Regions from separate parts of the Homo sapiens genome. Here regions 1 and 2 are each linked to region 3. The links are chromatin contacts, found by Hi-C or POLR2A ChIA-PET in ENCODE. All regions are on one chromosome and are shown on one strand. Each heading gives the region's core, a stretch centred on a gene start or an enhancer-like site at or near the end of the contact. The rest is flanking DNA. Distances are from core to core; before and after follow the strand shown. Region 1 has its middle 3.6 kb from the start of HLA-DMB. Region 2 holds the start of ITPR3 (inositol 1,4,5-trisphosphate receptor type 3). Region 3 has its middle 17 kb from the start of SMIM40.

Region 1 (3,712 bases), core at 507-3,006, 400 kb before region 3:
AAAGGCAGATTTTATGTATTTGCGTATTTATTTTTTTCACAGGTTTTTTTTTTGAAAGTCTCACTCTGTCGCCTAGGCTGGAGTACAGTGGGATAATCTCGGCTCACTGCAATCTTCGCCTCCTGGGTTCAAATGACTCTCATGCCTCAGCCACTTGAGTAGCTGGGGTTACAGTCATGTGCCACCACTCCTGGTTAGTTTTTGTCTTTTTTTTTTTTTTGGTAGAGACAGGGTTTCATCATGTTGGCCAGGCTGTTCTTGAACTCCTGACCTCAAGTGATCCACCCACCTCAGCCTCCTAAAGTGCTAGGATTACAGGCATGAGCCATCGTGCCTGGCCTGAAAAAGCAGATTTTAAACGGCAATTCATTCTTCTATCCCATTGTGAACTATACAGTTGATGGATTTTCCATCACTAACTTGAAACTCTAAATTGGCTTCCTTCTGCTCCCCAGTAGGTTTCAGGGCTGCCTCTTCACATCTTAGTTTCTGAGAACTCTTGGATTTTATTAAATAGTGAGCTAAACAAAAGAGGATTGTGGAAGGGGCCCCTTGACACCACACTTACCTGCCCTCCCTCAAAGTCCCTGATCTCAGGAAAATCTAACACCTATGAAGAAAATGGGGATAAAAAATGCATACAAAGATTATTACCAAAAACGAAAGATTCGTTGTGTAACTAATTGAGATTAACTGAAGCTCTGCCATAGCTCCCAGCCACTGCCCCCACTCACCTTGCTTATATACTCTAACTCTGCTAACGAACTGTCAAGTGTGTTGGAATGGGCAGAATATGGGGTGGGGAGTGCATAATCTGTAGAGCTTCTACAGATACAGTGCTAGGTAGGTCCTTTCTATAATATCTCATCTCATCTTAAAAGACTTGTTGGCCGGGCATGGTGGCTCACGCTTGTAATCCCAGCACTTTGGGAGGCTGAGGAAGGCATATCACCTGAGGTCAGGAGTTTGAGACCAGCCTGGCAAACATGGTGAAACCCCGTCTCTACAAAAAATACAAAAATTAGCTGGGTGTGGTGGCGCGTGCCTGTAATCCCAGCTACTCTGGAGGCTGAGGCAGGAGAATCGATTGAACCTGGGAGGTGGAGGTTGCAGTGAGCCGAGATCGTGCCACTGCACTCCAGCCTGGGTGACAGAATGAGACTGTCTCAAAAAAAAAAAAAAAAAAAAAAAACTTGTTAATTGTCCTCATTTCCCAGGTTGGAAAACAGGTCCAAAGATTCACACCCAAGGTCTAAAGGCTGTAACTCCTCTTCTTATACAGCTGTTACACATGCACATGTGTACACACACACACACATACACACTCTCTTGAGCATGCCCACACACTCACTACATCTTGGAACTGGGATGGCTCAAATAAAGGGAGTTAGTGAGGCCTCCGCTGAGAAAGAGAGAAAGAGAAGAGTCACAATCCATAACCCAATTCACCCAAGTCTTATCTTTCCTGTCCTCAGAGTTCCTTCTGCTCTGAGAACCACCGTCCCTTCCACTTTCTCTTTTGACAAGTTTCAAAACTGAATTTTCCCCCACACCCCCCCAATACATTTCCCCCTCACATTCCTCCCCATCCTGCCCAGGTAAGCTGTTAGCCTAACCTTATAGGAACCAAGTCCTGGGATCCTTTTCAATGTCTACAAAGCCTAGCCCTGGCAAGGGAGCACTGGCTGTGTGGTCCTGTGCCAGCACTGAACATGGCCCTAGCCAGTAACAGTGGGGCTGAATGTAGTTCCCTCTTATGTCTAGATCTCTGCTCCGGCAGTCAAAGGAGATGTGAAACCTTCTGTGAGGCCACAACAGGAAATGGTAGGAGAGGATTTCACTTCTCTATTAATTCAAACACTGAGGGAGCTTTTTAGAATAAAGAAGGACAGAAAACCCAGACACCTGTGCTCAGCAGTGTTTTCCTTCCTCTCCTCCTCCCAACCCTTCCATTTTTACAGATATAGCTCTGTCTTTCCACCTCTAGCCAATTCAAAATAACATTTCAGTTGCTCTGTCCATTGTTACTTATTTGTTAATTATTGATATAGCACCGGGACCGAAGAGGTATGGAGCCCCAACCAGGTTCCCACATGTTGCCTTTCTTTTATTGCCTCTACACAACCACCCAAAGAGTGAGTCCTCTCCTTTCCCATTGCCTCTGCCCTTAGCCTGACCACCACATGCCTGCAGTAAACTAGTCCCAGGGTTTGTGTGCAAAGCATTACTGGGAAAATACAGAGTGAGAAGATATGGATTCTGCCCCCATATCGCTTTGCTTGTACGTCAATTGGGGAGTGAGAACAAACACTTTAAATAGTTTATATTAAAGTAAGTAAGCAATAAGGCCAGTGGTCTTAAAAGAGAAGAGAGAAATCACCATGGACATGGTAGACAGGGAGTACTCTCAGTCGAGAGGGCCTGGAATGAGCCTTGAATACTGGGCTGGATTTGTGTTGGAGAGGAGGAAGGCAGTTGGCATTGTAGGTCTGGTGTATAGCTCCACAAGCTTGACAATGCTGTGAGGTGCCATCAGGGAGGAGGTGTCCTACGAGAGCCTGGGTTAGCTAAAACAAAGACAAGCTACAATAACGTCACTGGCACTGCACGTTGGAGGAAGTCACAAATGTGATTTCTTGTTTTTTTCTGAGAGTATGGCCATAATAATAAATCTCTTCTAGGCACTTCCTAAAGTTGCTCCATGTCAGTTCGCAGGTTCTTGGGGCAGACGGTTTTAACTGAAGTCTCCATTTTATAAACACAAAATTGCTCAACCAGTTAATCACGCCTCATAGCATAAGACCACATTCGTGACTTCAGTGTCTTTTCAAAACTACACACACCTACATCCTGCCAAGATTATATTACTTGCCCAATCTGTCCAATCCCCACCCCACCCCTGCCATCTACCCCTTACCTCACCTCCGCCCACACACACACCCTCCTACCCTGTCAGGATTCACTGCTCTAGACCCTGACCTTTGGATTATAGTTTCTGTAGTCAGTTCACCATCCTTCCAACCTACAGTCAAATTATTTGAACTACTAGGGATAGTCTATCTGATTTGCCACAACTATTTTTCCTTTTTTAATTTTATTTTTTGCCACCACAACTATTGAAGAATGCTATCTTCATCTTACCCACGAGAAAATGGAGGCAGAGGGAGGTTAAGTGGTTGCCCAGATTTACCCAGATACTAAGTAATAAAACCATTACTTGAACTCAGGATTTATTACTTTAAATCCTGTATTGCCAATAATCAATTGGAAAATAACTGAAAATTGCCTACTATTTATAATAACAATAAAAACCATAGCATATTTATGAATTAACATATCAAATATAAGAATTTTAAGAAAAAAGAAAACTTTATTGAAGTGCACAAAGACCTGAGAGGTGTAGAGATATACCATATTCATGGATAGGCCATGCTAACATAATGACAACCTCTCCCCACATCTCTAACCTAAATGCTACCCCAATTAAAGTAACAGTAGGATTTCAGGAGAATTTAACAAACTGATTATAGAATGTACATGGAAATAAAGTCCAAGAGTATCTTAGAATATTTTGATAAAGAAAAGGAAAATAAATTTTTTGGGAAGGTGGTGAAGGAATGGAGACTAGTTCTACTAAATAGTAACACATATTAAAAAGCCAAAATAATCAAACAATATGATACTGATTAGTAATGAGAGAAAAGCAAATTAA
Region 2 (3,848 bases), core at 213-2,712, 280 kb after region 3:
GCATTAAAGCAACAACAAGAACACAACTGAAATAGAATAGAAAATATCAGCATGCATCAAAGGTCATAAAAGTAAGTATTGTTTGGTGATCTATTGTTTTGCTTATATATAGACGAAGGTGTGGACTGGTCTGCTGTAAAACTTGTTACTGTTTGCCATGGTGAAAAAACAAAACAAAACTGTAAAACACGGTACTTAGCGATCCTGGAGGTGTCCTTCCCTCCCACATCGTTCCTGGGGGTCTTCGTAAAACAAACAAACAAACAAACAAACAAAACAACAACAACAACAAAAAAACCACTGCCTGGGGCTCTTCTCCTCCCAGGGTCAGCAGCTGTCTCTTTGCTTTTAGCTGTCTCCACCCCTCCCCTAGCCTCTCTTCTTCCTGCTTCAGTCACCGAGTCCCCTCCTCCCTCTCTCCCAGGGACAAACGCCCCCCCACAACTCAGGAAGTGGGGTTGGGGGGTCCGAAGGGAGCAAAAGTGATCGGATGGCGGTGGCAATGGGCACCCTATCTTAGGCGTTCAAATAAAGGACTAGGAAGCAAACACCCAAGCACCGGGGAACAGAACAGAAAGTAAGCGAGCCCGGGACGCGAATTTGAGGGCAGGACTTCGGGAGCCAGAGCCTGGCGGCGCTGCCGCAGCGGGTCACTCCCAGGGGGCCGGCACCCAGACTTGGCATCGTTAGCGCTTGGGTGCTCTGTCAACTAGCGAAGGTAATTTTCATCCCTGCTTTTTTTTTTTTTTTGAAAGGAAAGACGGAAGGAGCCAAGAGTTTTGGAGCCAACTCCTGGAGAGGGAGCGGCTGAACTGATTCGGAAGTTGGATCTCTTTGTACACAGGAATGCGGAGAGAAAAAAAACAAAACCCACCCCATTGCTTCATTTCCCCTCCAAGCCTGAGCACTTTCTATTGTGCAATGAAAAGGCTTTTCACGTTGAGAAAAATGAATCCCGAATTTGCTCTGCAAAGGGATGAGCGCGCCTCTGGGCGCCAGCCTGCTCTCAGCTGGGCGCGGAGACCGCGCGGTGGCCGCAGGGCGGCCGCGGCCAGGGCGCTCCAGGGCGCGCCCTCCGCGAGCGGCTCCGGGGTGACGCCCGCCGGAGAGCTGGACTCCCCCTTCCGCGGGCGCCTGCACTGGCTCTTAGCCAGCCGAGGGCCCGGGTGCAGATAGTCCGGGAACCCCGAGGGCGGAGAGCTCCCCACTACGCCTGGGCCTCCCAGGGATGGCAGCTCCGAGAGCCCCCTAGACCCGGTGCCTTGCAGGACGCCTCTGGAGATCAGGAGGGCTGGCGGCGCATTCGGCGTCCGGGAGGCCGGGCCCCGGACGCGCGAGGAGCGCGGGGCGCGGGAAGGCAGGCGGGTGCACATGGGTGCCGGCGGGCGAGCTGCGGGGGGAGGGGGGGCGGGGTGTGGCCTCCCCGCCTCCCGGGCGGGATTTGCATGTGTGTGGTGGCCCCAGACTTCCTGCTCCTTCTACGCTGCAGGTACGCGCGGGCCGGGCGGGGCGGGCGGGCGGCGGGCGCGCCAAGACGTGGGCACCTCCTCACCCGGACCCCGGGCCCCGCCGAGCCGCCTCCTGGCTCCCGTGGCCGCCAGCCCGCCCCGGCCGCACCGAGCGTCGGGATCCGAGGTGGGAGCGTACCCCTCCCCGCTCCCCGGACGCCTCAGTCCTCCGCACTGAGCTTGGCCACGCGCCCCTAGGCGCCCCCCACGCCCTGGGCCCCGGAGGGCCGCAGCCATGAGTGAAATGTCCAGCTTTCTTCACATCGGGGACATCGTCTCCCTGTACGCCGAGGGCTCCGTCAATGGCTTCATCAGCACTTTGGGGTGAGTGAGCCGAGCTCGAGAGGGGCGCGGGTAAAGAGGGGGCGCCGTGGGCCCTGGTGCCAGCTGCGTGCGTCCAGCCGCCGCCCCCCGATAGAGGCCTGGACGTCCCCCTAGTCTCAAGGAGCGGGAACGGCTCGCCTCCTTCTTTTACAGAAAGGAAGTGAAGTGTTTGCTCAGGTAGGACTCGGGCTCCCTACTGGAGTTGGCAGGAGGAGCCTCCCTCGGCGGCGCAGCCTCTACCCTCCCGCGCACGCCTTTGGAGGGGGCGGAGGGACGGAGGCTTCCTTTGCAGGTGGTCCCGGGGGCGGGCAGGTGGGTGGCTGGAGGCTGAGTTGGGGAAGGGCAGCCGGGCCGAGACGTGCCCGGCTCTGAGGGTAGGGCGGAGCTGTCGGGAGTGGGCAGGCTCAGCTTGGAGCCCGTAATCCTCTATTACCGATCCCGTGGTGCCTTTGAGGGGTCGCACCTTCTCCTCACAGCTCTCTCCCTGTTCTTCCCAGCTTCAGTAGGAGTGTCTTCTCAGCCCTCCCCTTCCAGGCTTCAAGGTCCTGGCCAGCTGCCCCTTCTCCCCGCCTCTCCCATTCAATTTCCTGCGCCGGTCATCTGGCGCCCTTGGGTCCTTGGTTCTAGCTTCTCTCCAGCACTTCACAAACATTAATTAATTCTGGCCGCCACCTCCCAGGGTCTGGGCTGGATGAACAGGGAATCAGTTCACGTCCCTGGAGAGGGCCAGGCCTGTAGCAGGGAGAGGGCAGGAGAGAAATTAGGTAGAGAGGATGGGTTTATCTTCAGAGGAGCAGCTGGATGTGATTCGCTGGATGGGAGCGTAGGTGGTTTCTCCAGCCAGACCCCAGGGCAGGGTCGGCTATCTTTGTCCCGTTTACAGTCTGGGGGCCTGGGTTAAATTGTCTCATCCTCCCAACCACACATGGCTGTCCTCTAGGGTACACCCACCCTCCTCTGCTGATCCACTGAGTGGGACCAGCCAGCCGCGTGGTGCCTTCTTTCTGATGGCCTTGGAGGACAACCTGGCACCCTCAGCTCAGGACTGATGCTGGACAGGGCCCGGCTCACCCCAAGCCTGGGAGGTGAGGGGTCACTGGTCTCTCCCAGGGTTGCTGGGAGTTTAGCTTTCATCTTGGTGTAAAGGGAATGGATTGTGGGATTGGAGGGCTGGCTCTGCCAAGCAGGGAGTTCTCACCTGGCATTCCAGCCTGCCCTGCTCGCCTTCTCGCAGAACCATCCAGGTCCCTCCTGGTGCCCTCCCCTTCACACGTGGAATCCCTGCCTATTTGTCCCCACTTCCACTAGATCTAACTTCTTCCCAGCTCCCTAGAGGATGGGGGTGGAGCCACATCTGGGCCAGCATTTGTGCAGGCCTCCTCCAGAGAGCAGTGACTAGGCCCTGGCTGCCCTGAGGCCAGGGCTGCCCACAGTAGGTACAGAGTAAACACCTCTGATAAAGCTGAGGGAAGGAGGAGAGGGTGTGGGGACTGGGAGGGACATAGGGATCTATCGTGGAAGTCCCCTCCTAGTGTCTGAAGAGCACCAGGGACTTTTGGGAAATGACCACCTCTGTTGCTTAGTGCCTGGCTTGGGGCTGAACACATGATGATTTTCAAGTGCCTGTGAGTTTTGTTTTTTTTTTTTTTTTTTAAGACAAGGTCTCACTTTCTCACTCAGGCTAGAATGCAGTGATGCAATCTTGGCTTACTGCAGCCTCGACCTCTGGGGTTCAAGCAATCCTCCTGCCTCAGCTCCCAAAACTAGCTGGGACTACAGGCACATCACCACACCCGGCTAATTTTTGTATTTTTTTTGTAGAGACTGGGTTTCACCATGTTGCCCAGGCTGGTCTCTAACTCCTGAGCTCAAGCAATCCGCCCACCCCAGCCTTCCAAAGTGCGTGAACCACCGTGCCCTGCCTAGCACCTGTGAGATTTAACAAGATCAGGGAAAACATCTTATTGCTTCTTCCCCTGCCCTTGTGCAGGCCTCACTCCCTCACAAAGGATTCCC
Region 3 (4,051 bases), core at 390-2,889:
CGCACCTGTAATCCCAGCTACTCAGGAGGCTGACTGAGGCAGGAAGACTGCTTGAACCTGGGAGGCAGAGGCGGAGGTTGTAGTGAGCTGAGATTGTGCCACCGCACTCTAGAGCAAGACTCCATCTCAAAAAAAAAATGTCTAGTGTAAATGTATGTTCTTTGAAGTAGAATTGCTAGGTCAAAGAATACGTAAATACTTGATTTGGGTAGATATTTTTAAAATGCTTTCTGTAGAAGCCGCACCAGTGTACCTTCCTTCCTGTCGGCAATGTGTGACAGTACCAGTTTCCTTTCCCCACCCCATCAGCTGAGTGTGTTATCAAACTTTTTTTTTTTTTTTTTTTTTGAGACAGAGTCTCTCTCCATCGCTCAGCCTGGAGTGCAGTGGCATGATCTCGGCTCAATGCAACCTCCACCTCCTAGGTTCAAGCCATTCTCATGCCTCAGCCAATAGCTGTGATTACAGGTGCATGCCACCACCGGCTGATTTCTGTATTTTTAGTAGAGACAGGGTTTTGCCATGTTTTTTTGTTTGTTTTGAGACAGGATCTTTCTCTGTTGCCCAGGCTAGAGTGCAGTGGCATGAACATGGATGGTTCACTGCAGCCTCGACCTCCTGGGTTCAAGTGATCCTTTTGTCTCAGCCTCCCAAGTAGCTGGGATTCCAGGTGGGAGCCACCATGCCCTCCTAAACTCTACCTTTTGGTGAGAGTGACTAGCCACCAAGGCACACTGTAAAGGCCTCAGATAACAGGAAGTGGTAGAGAACTGCAGCCAATCTAACACCTAGACAAATTCAAGGTGGGACCTATCAGGTACTATGCTTGTTACTTGGGTGATTAAATTACCTGTACACCAAAGCCCCATGACACACACTTTACCTATATAAGGAACCTACACATGTACCCCTGAACCTAAAGTAAAAGTTAAAAAATAAAATAATATAATTCAAAGTTTGGGCTACAGAGTATAAGTGAGAGATATTCAGCTACTGGGAGTTTATAAAAGACACACAAACATCGCACAAGAGCAAAAGTCAATTTGAACATCCACCACAGCCAGAGGAAACCAAAACCACTTCCAGTGTATGGCCGTCAGGTAAAGCATTTTGTCCCCCTCACCTCCTCTGCTTCTGGCTGTGAGGGAGAGGGTGGAGAGTCAGACACAGGAAGGCAAGAAAGAAATTCTTGAGGAAGCCAGCCACTCTGCCAGTTTCACACTGGCAGCTTCCCATGTCAAACCACTCAGTCGGAGCTGGCCGAGAGAAAAAACGTAATTCAGAATGATGCTTGGAGGATTTTTTTTTTTGTTCCAAGGATTGAGCAGGTATGCTCTGTGGCCTGCCTGAGTTATCTTTCATGGGCAATGGAAGAACTAGCCCCACACAACATATTTAAAGGGGTGGGGACACTTGAGTGTGGGGGGTGCACAGCAACATATTCAAGCTTATGTACATGGCATCTGAGGTCGGGGCATGGAAGAATACTGAGGCACTGTGTGTATGTTATTTGTGCGTGAGAATGAAATTCCTTGACCCTGAAAACAGGACAGGGAGTGGAGTGTGTGGTGTGATAAGGAACGCTGAAAACAGCCTCCTGAGAATGCGGTTTGAGTGCTTTTACGAGGCCGCAGGTGTCTCACGACCCGACCTCAAAAAGCCATCTAGTGGATGTTTGTGGTTTAACAAGCACTTTCAATAAATACTTGGCAGACGGATGCTGGGGCGGGTTCTCTTAGAAGAAATGCCCCCCCCATTCCCCCGGCCCCACTCAGCTGGAATTGTCTAAGAACTCATTCTTGGCGTTCACTGCAAGCTATAAACTCTGCAAGTGGTGCACCCGACGTGATCGCCTTGAAGTTATGCGTGAAAGGAGGAGAGCTCATCAATTTTAAGAAAATCCCGGTAAGGGACAGTCCTGACTACCATCAGGTGGACAGGACCCACGCGAAAAATACCAGGGGTTCGGTTATCATGGGTCAGGAAATGAACAAAGAATAATTTTTTTTTTTTTTTGAGATGGAGTCTCACTCTGTCGCCCAGGCTGGAGTGCAGTAGCGTGATCCCGGCTCACTGCAACCTCCACCTCCCTGGTTCAAGCTATTCTCCTGCCTCAGCCTCCTGAATAGCTGGGATTACAGGTGCACGTCACCCCACAACAGGACTTAATTAACCTTGCCTTCAAGGTGTACAATAATAGAGAAAAGTTACAATTACTTGCCTCTGCTGTGAGACAAAACCCAGCTGCACCTCCAGCACACGAGAACTTCAAAATGCCTAAGCCGCACATGCCTAAACCGCAGTGGTCAAGCATTCCTACAGGACCTTCTTCATCAGGATCTTGCTTCAAGTGCCAGAAATCTGGCCACTGGGCCAAGAAATGCCCACAGCCCGGGATTCCTCCTAAGCCGTGTCCCATCTGTGCAGGACCCCACTGAAAATCAGACTGTCCCACTCGCCTCGCAGTCACTCCCAGAGCTCTGGGATCTCTGGCCCAAGACTCTCTGACTGACTCCTTCCCAGATCTTCTCAGCTTAGCGGCTGAAGACTGATGCTGTCTGATCACCTTCGAAGCCTCCCGGGCCATCACGGACACTTTGGGTAACTCTTACAGTGGAGGGTAAGTCACCCTTCTTAATCAATATGGAGGCTACCAACTCCACATTACCTTCTTTTCAAAGGCCTATTTCCTTTGCCTCCATAACTGTTGTGGGTATTCATGGCCAGGCTTCTAAACCTCTTAAAACTCCCCAACTCTGGTGCCAACTTGGACAATATTCTTTTATGCACTCCTTTTTAGTTATCCCCACCTGCCCAGCTCCCTTATTAGGTCGAGACATTTTAACTAAATTATCTGCTTCCCTGACTAATCCTAGGCTACAGCCACATTTCGTTGCTGCCCTTTTCCCCAGTTCAAAGCCTCCTTCACGTCCTTCTCTTTTATCTCCTCACCTTAATCCACAGGTATGGGACACCTCTACTCCCTCCCTGGTGAACTATCCACGCCCATTACTATCCCATTAAAACCTAATCACCCTTACCCCGCTCAATGCCAGTATCCCATCCCACAGCATGCTTTAAAAGGATTAAATCCTGTTATCACTCACCTGTTACAGCATGGCCTTTTAAAGCCTATAAACTCTCCTTACAATTCCCCCATTTTACCTGTCCAAAAACCAGATAAGCCTTACAGGTTAGTTCAGGATCTGCGCCATATCGACCAAATTGTTTTGCCTATCCACCCTGTGGTGCCAAACCCATATACTCTCCTATCCTCAATACCTCCCTCCACAACCCATTATTCTGTTCTAGATAAACCTAGCTGACCCCATAGATCCTAAATCCTTTCTCCTCTCCCCTTTCCATTCCTTAAAACACAGCTCCCACACTAGCTCTCCATGACTCATCCCGACCCTTTTCATTACACACAGCCGAAGTGCAGGGCTGTACAGTCAGAATTCTTACACAAGGACCAGGACCGCACCCTGTAGCCTTTTTGTCCAAACAACTTGACTTACTGTTTTAGGCTGGCCATCATGTCTCCGTGCAGTGGCTGCCACTGCCCTAATACTTTTACAGGCCCTCAAAATCACAAACTATGCTCAACTCACTCTCTACAGTTCTCATAAATCTATTTTCTTCCTCACATCTAACACGTATACTTTCTGCTCCCCGGCTCCTTCAGCTGTACTCATTCTTTGTTGAGTCTCCCACAGTTACCATTGTTCCTGGCCAGGACTTCAATCCAGCCTCCCACATTATTCCTGATACCACACCTGACCCCCATGACTGTATCTCTCTGATCCACCTGACATTCACCCCATTTCCCCGTATTTCCTTCTTTCCTGTTCCTCACCCTGATCACACTTGGTTTATTGATGGTAGTTCTACCAGGCCTAATTGCCACACACCAGCAAAGGCAGGCTATGCTATAGTATCTTCCACATCTATCATTGAGGCTACTGCTCTGCCCCTCTCCACTACCTCTCAGCAAGCTGAACTCATTGCCTTAACTCGAGCCCTCACTTTTGCAAAGGGACTACATGTCAAT

Evidence for each region. A loop is a pair of places that touch in the nucleus more often than their neighbours do. ChIA-PET counts read pairs that join two places held with the same protein, here RNA polymerase II (POLR2A). Pooled maps may share reads with other maps.
Region 1: a loop to region 3 is called in a pooled map, with 3 times the contacts of the local background. The contact joins two enhancer-like sites. A Hi-C loop is called at or near these places in 1 of 50 pooled maps. POLR2A ChIA-PET finds 5 or more read pairs at or near these places in 2 of 52 experiments (CD4-positive, alpha-beta T cell and T-cell).
Region 2: a loop to region 3 is called in a pooled map, with 6 times the contacts of the local background. The contact joins the promoter of ITPR3 here to the enhancer-like site in region 3. A Hi-C loop is called at or near these places in 6 of 50 pooled maps. POLR2A ChIA-PET finds 5 or more read pairs at or near these places in 3 of 52 experiments (B cell, CD4-positive, alpha-beta memory T cell and activated T-cell).

The regions. Positions count from the first base shown.
Region 1 is chr6:32,942,740-32,946,451 of GRCh38, forward strand. No RefSeq gene overlaps it. Among named protein-coding and RNA genes, the nearest start is that of HLA-DMB, 3.6 kb to the left of the region's middle. Within about 2 kb of position 1,757, at least 16 of the 41 ENCODE cell types and tissues checked have a DNase peak (open chromatin) inside an H3K27ac peak, as active enhancers do; they include CD4-positive, alpha-beta T cell, where a contact is called at or near this core.
Region 2 is chr6:33,619,860-33,623,707 of GRCh38, forward strand. ITPR3 (inositol 1,4,5-trisphosphate receptor type 3) reads left to right here and starts at 1,463. Exons shown (of 58, transcript NM_002224.4): 1 at 1,463-1,832. The coding sequence starts at 1,744. RefSeq lists silencers at 961-1,270, 1,301-1,420, 1,471-1,640, 1,651-1,800, 1,680-1,865 and enhancers at 2,387-2,936, 2,937-3,485.
Region 3 is chr6:33,343,757-33,347,807 of GRCh38, forward strand. No RefSeq gene overlaps it. Among named protein-coding and RNA genes, the nearest start is that of SMIM40, 17 kb to the left of the region's middle. RefSeq lists a silencer at 3,323-3,523. Within about 2 kb of position 1,640, at least 12 of the 41 ENCODE cell types and tissues checked have a DNase peak (open chromatin) inside an H3K27ac peak, as active enhancers do; they include B cell and CD4-positive, alpha-beta T cell, where a contact is called at or near this core.